2 separate regions of the Homo sapiens genome follow, and region 2 is linked to region 1. The links are chromatin contacts, found by Hi-C or POLR2A ChIA-PET in ENCODE. All regions are on one chromosome and are shown on one strand. Each heading gives the region's core, a stretch centred on a gene start or an enhancer-like site at or near the end of the contact. The rest is flanking DNA. Distances are from core to core; before and after follow the strand shown.

Region 1 (2,773 bases), core at 140-2,639:
CAGTAGCTTATACTATCACCAATAATTTGTTATCAGCAATGTCCGAGGTAATAAAATTTGCCAGCCTTTCTTTTTTCAAATCAGTGGTTTCAAGTTTATTCCTTATAATAACATTTCTTGCACTCACTTGTCTCCAGGAGTGTTTTCCTGAGTGGGAGACACAGGGGAGGAACTGTGGCCATTCTGCTGGCTTACGCATAACCACACACAGCTGTGTACATGAGACCAGGGTGGGAACATCCTCCTCCGTGTGTGCCACAACAGAAAATGGCAAGAACTGCTGCTCAGGTTCATATCAGTCCATTAATTAACACGTATCAGTGCCACAGTTTCACCCAGCTGTTGTTATCCAGTTTCCATGCCTCTGAATTTCCCACAAGGACATGGTAAGAAACTCAATTGCAGAAATTAATCTAATCATGGTATTACCATCAACAACTAGTTTAGTAACCATGGAGAAAAGGAAGTAAGATGACTTTAGCATGATATTTTCTTAATGAACTCAAGTTACAAATTATTGTTAGTGTTCTGGATGTGTTAGCATCCTCCTACCTTCACACTCAGGTGGTTCCATGTTCTAAATATTCTTAGATTCCAATTACTTCAGAATCTCCTCATTAAATGTTCTTGCCTATGGCTCAATAAAGATAAAATGAAATGGGGGGAAGATGCTCCTTGTATTTTCAAACTTTGCACTACTATGACATAGGAGGACAATTTTCTGTTTATCCTGCATGAGCTTTGCTATGGGGTGTCAGCTCTATGGAAGGACCACGACCTCACAGCAACACACTTTAATGGGGCAGCACTTATTCGATAAGCTAAGAAGTGCAAAGATGTTTTGGAAAGGCATCTGAGACACACATTTAGTATGTGACATTATCCATGAACTGAAAACAACTTTTAACAATGCTAAAGTTGGGTATCTTTTTTTTTTAAAGGCAAATTTTAAGGTATATAACTTTAAAGTAGGCTCTAAGCATTTCATCCAAAAAAGCAACATACAAATGATAAATGTTTTTCAAAATAACTAAAGCTCTTTCCTCCAACCATGATATCCTTGACAAAAGGTGCTTCTGTAAAGATGTAAATCATGAAAATACAAGTTATACATTATGCAGGTAAATATGTATCAGGATATATTCAGAGCTGGCCATTTGAAGTAGATTTTTCTCATCTTTTGTTTTAAAGCAGAAGACGGACTGCTGTTAACTGGTCTATTCAAAAAAAGCACCACCATGTTTCCACTAATGCTCACTGTAATCTAAAGTCCTCAAGCACGGATGCCACTCTCCCTTAACATCAGCTTCATCATGTTCCGGGGCTCATGTTCAGCAGAGGCCACCTGAGATGATAAATGACCTTTGTGGAGAGAAGCTATAAATCTAAGCTGGCTCCCTTTTGTCCATCAACGGCAGTCACCAGCTGTGTTCAGTAGCACTCACGTACTCTCTCTGACATGCAGGTCCTGGCTAGCAAATTCCAGAAGATAGGCCACATATGGGTAGGCTTGCCCAGACCCATGTGTCTACTTCAGGCCCTTTAAACTCAAGTAGAGAGCCAACAGGCATTCAAAGTACATCGCCAGTGATGTAAAAGGTCATCTCTGACTTGCACTAAACAGAACAATGGTGACAATGAAAACCCAGCAAATTCACTAGTCTATGACATTCATGTTTTGAGAAACAGATTTAGTGATCACAAAAGTCATAAGCAATAGCTTCTAAACTTAAGCTAAGCAGAATCAAACAAACAGAACCTCCAACGATTTTGAGGTACACTAAGTGGGACCCACTGAGGTTCAGAAGGCCCAAATGAGACGTGCCTCTCTTCACAGAGCCAGACGGCTGCATCGGGCTTTCACACATCAAGACTTCATGGAGAAAAAACTGGACACAAGCTACTCTCTGCCCCCACTCAACAGAGTACCTTGCTTCAAACCCTGAAAAGTCCTGAAGAAAGCAGGCCATTTAAATCCACAAAATGTTAACTCCTGGATGGGATCCTCTCTCTCAAAACCAAGGACTGATCTACAGCCAGGATGCTGGGTTCTCATCCCATTTCTGCTAACCAGACATGTGCCCTTGAGGAAGGCATTTAACATCTCAAAGACTATGCTTCTCTGTCAAATGGGCACAGTTTCCATTGGATCCAAAGATTATTGTGAGGCCAAGATACAGTGACACATGTGAAAGCGCTTTTGGAAAAAGAAAAGCAACATAGTCCCGGCATGGTGGCTCATGCCTACAATCCCAGAACTTTGGGAGGCTGAGGTGGGTGGATCCCCTGAGGTCGGGAGTTCGAGACCAGCTTGACCAACACGGAGAAACCCCATATCTACTAAAAACACAAAATTAGCCAGGCATGGTGGTGCATGCCTGTAATACCAGCTACCTGGGAGGCTGAGGCAGGAGAATCGCTTGAACCCAGGAGGCAGAGATTGCCGTGAGCCAAGATCGATCGCATCATTGGACTCCAGCCTGGGCAACAAGAGTGAAACTCCGTCTCAAAAAAAAAAAAAGAAAAAAAGAAAAGAAAAGCAACATAAATACTAACTTGATTTAGTCTTTCCTTCAGCAAGCATTTTCAAGTTCTGCACAAATGGAGCAGTGCACAGAATCCTTTCTCCATGGCCAAAAGAGAAGGTTCTGTGTGTGTCTCAGTGTGGAGTCTTTGCCACTGCTTGGTGAAATAGGAGTCGCATCCATGCATGGCCCTGATACTTGGAACAACGCTCTCCCTTTACGTAACAGGAGGCACAAAGCTGCCCTGG
Region 2 (2,773 bases), core at 138-2,637, 39 kb after region 1:
GAAATACTAACATTCATATTGAGTTTCCAACATTGGAACTTTAAAAGGAAAAAAAATTTTTTCACTTTAAAACTACAAAAGCAAACAGTAAGAAGCAATGTCAAGATTCACTGGTGATGAAATATGCTCCTTATTGCACAAAACAAGCCGTAGATCAAGTGGCCAGCTTGGATGTAAATTATAAAGTATCTTTGGGTTTAATTGGAACCGCAGGTTTTGCAGCCCCGTGGGAAGGGCTTATCACAGAAGGGGTCTCTCTGCTTCCCCTGGCCTCCCTCTGCAGAGGGATCGCTCCCGAATGAGTCCTTTTCCAGAACTCTTCTCTACCTATGCCTTAAAATGTGTGGTGTTTATTTGTGAAAAGAAATTTATTTCCTTACAGTCTTCTCACGTGGACAGCACTCCCAGATACCTTTCCTTGCATCTGCATTAACAGCTATGTACCGAGAAGTTCAGAGTCTTTTCACTCTCCTTAAAATACTTTCCTCGCAAATGAAGTAATGCAGCATACATAATTCGCTTTGATACTAGAGACATATACGCATGTCTATATGTACACATCACTTGATTGCATAGAGAGGCAGGGAGAGGGAGAGACATTTGAATTTGTGCTAGTTCCGCATGGCTGACAACTGAGGCCCCCTGGTGGAGATTTTCCGAAAAGCGCCTCTTCGAGCATTTTCTCCGCTTAAAAACCGTATTGTGATTCTCATCAGAAAACTTAATATTTTGTTTTGTCAGTTCCTATAGTAAAATGATACTCTTGAGTTCCAAAGTGTTTAAAATTCACTGCTCTAACAAATTATACTTATCCACATAAAGAGCTTACATTCAAACAAATAAAAATGCAAATATTAATACTATCAACCAGAGCTCTACAGATATATTACAGATCATTCTTAGCATTCTTTCAAATTGCCCTGAAAAAATTATTAAAATAAGGAAACAAATGCATGGCTATTTCTAAGGCAAACTACGACTAAAATACTATGGTTAATTGCAGATGAAACTCAAGTTGGATCAGGAAGCCACACAAAATTAATGTATTAAAACAAAAGCTTAGGATTAAGATACAATAATTTTGCAAAGAAATATTAAACATTAAGCTCTACCTGAAGTTTGGTACAATTTGTTATTGAAGGTAACTTAGAAAAAAGGGGAGGAGATTTGAGAGGTTATAACAATAAACAAAGATAATTACCATTGATAGGATCACATCGAAGAGCTTGAGCCACTCCAAGTCTAGAGCATACATTCCAGAAGATAAAGAGAAATTTTGCAGAATTCAAACTGACTATGAAAGTCTCTGGTAAAAGTTTTGACTCTCAGTCGTATAAATCTTCTGAAAAGACAAGTGTCCACTACGAGAGGAAGTATCTTCTCTCTCAAATGCCACTTTCAGCCCCTGTTTAAATTAATATGGCTCTTGATCTCACGTTGCTCAGCTGTTGCCTTCTTAGTCAGATGGGGAAGAATATTAATTTTAGACACCAGGCTTTTCAAGGCCAATGGCTCCATTTCAGAGGTCAGGTAAGGAGAGGATGAACCGGGAACACTGGATGAAATATCACCTTCACCTTTCCCTCGTATCATTGTGTCAATACTCTCGGATTTACAAAGCTAGATTTGTCCTCGGCAATCATCTGCCTGGACCTTCTGCCCCTTTCAGACTCAGGATTATTTAAGTGCTCATTAAATTTCCCCCAGTAGGGAAAATGCCAGGTGTGGCAACCCCACAGCCACCTCTGTTTGCCCATCTTACGCTTTGAGCATATCCAACTGCAATATAGAAGATCTTCTGAAAGCAGTTAGCAAGTTTGTTTTATTTTTCTCAGTTCTTAAAGATGTTTGCAAAGTCTCCAACCATTTCTAGCTCTAGGGAAAGGTCAAAGGCACAGGCATCCAGGAAACAGGAATAAATTTTTCATAAATTCTCCTTAAGCAACACTAGGACTTCATCCGTAGTTTTCTGCACAGACCAAGAAAGGGGAATTTCAACCCACCTGCCCGACTCTCACAGTAGTGCATCCCTAGATTCACTGAAGTGGCATAAAACTTTGATTGCCCAGAGGCTGGACTTTGCAGTCTTGAAAACCCTGCAATTTTTCAGGGCCTGGCCAATTGTCACCTCTTATTTGGAGCCTGTGTTAGCCCCTCTATGCCCCATTCTAACACCAGCCTCTGCTGCTCTTCTGCTTCTTTTAAAAAAAAAACCTTATTTTTAATTCAGATCGATGCATTCCATGTGAAATAAAAATACATATTTTTCCATTTTATGTAGTATTAATGAATTACAGCAAAATCTTTTTTAAAACACAAAACGCTTGTTATTTTTCAGATTGGAGAGCTTTGTTCTTCAGCAAAAGTAATGAAGTGGAACTATAAATTTGTGGAGATAAATTATCTGACAAAAGTATTATACAAAGACTAAGCTGGTTTGAGGTTACCAATTTTGTTAGTATAATTAAATTGTGTAGAAGTACTGATAAGGCAACAAATGCCCTGCCAGAGGCAAGATGTGTGTGGGCTGCTGCTGATCCAACCACATCCTCCACCCGGACCACCACCACGCAAAAGCAGACTTCCTATCTCGTTGGCTCCAGCAAACCAACCACAGGCTTGAGTGAGCCAGAGGCCAGGAGAATCTGCTCCTTAGCTTATTTTTTTGTAATAAACTTTTCCTTTTAGAGTAGTTTTACATCTACAGAAAAGGTGCAAAGGTAGTTCAGAGTTCCCCTTGCCCTGCACCCCGAATCCTCTGTTTTTAACATCT

The links. A loop is a pair of places that touch in the nucleus more often than their neighbours do. ChIA-PET counts read pairs that join two places held with the same protein, here RNA polymerase II (POLR2A). Pooled maps may share reads with other maps.
Region 2: a pooled map shows a loop between it and region 1 (2.6-fold over the local background). The contact joins the promoter of MYLK4 here to the enhancer-like site in region 1. A Hi-C loop is called at or near these places in 1 of 168 maps with a recorded cell type or tissue (endothelial cell of umbilical vein) and 4 of 50 pooled maps. POLR2A ChIA-PET finds 5 or more read pairs at or near these places in 4 of 52 experiments (A549, HEK293, IMR-90 and 1 more).

Annotation. Positions count from the first base shown.
Region 1 is chr6:2,710,867-2,713,639 of GRCh38, forward strand. The region is part of intron 2 of MYLK4 (myosin light chain kinase family member 4); the gene reads right to left. Among named protein-coding and RNA genes, the nearest start is that of MYLK4, 39 kb to the right of the region's middle. Within about 2 kb of position 1,390, at least 2 of the 41 ENCODE cell types and tissues checked have a DNase peak (open chromatin) inside an H3K27ac peak, as active enhancers do.
Region 2 is chr6:2,749,535-2,752,307 of GRCh38, forward strand. It overlaps MYLK4 (myosin light chain kinase family member 4), which reads right to left and starts at 1,388. Exons shown (of 13, transcript NM_001012418.5): 1 at 1,202-1,388.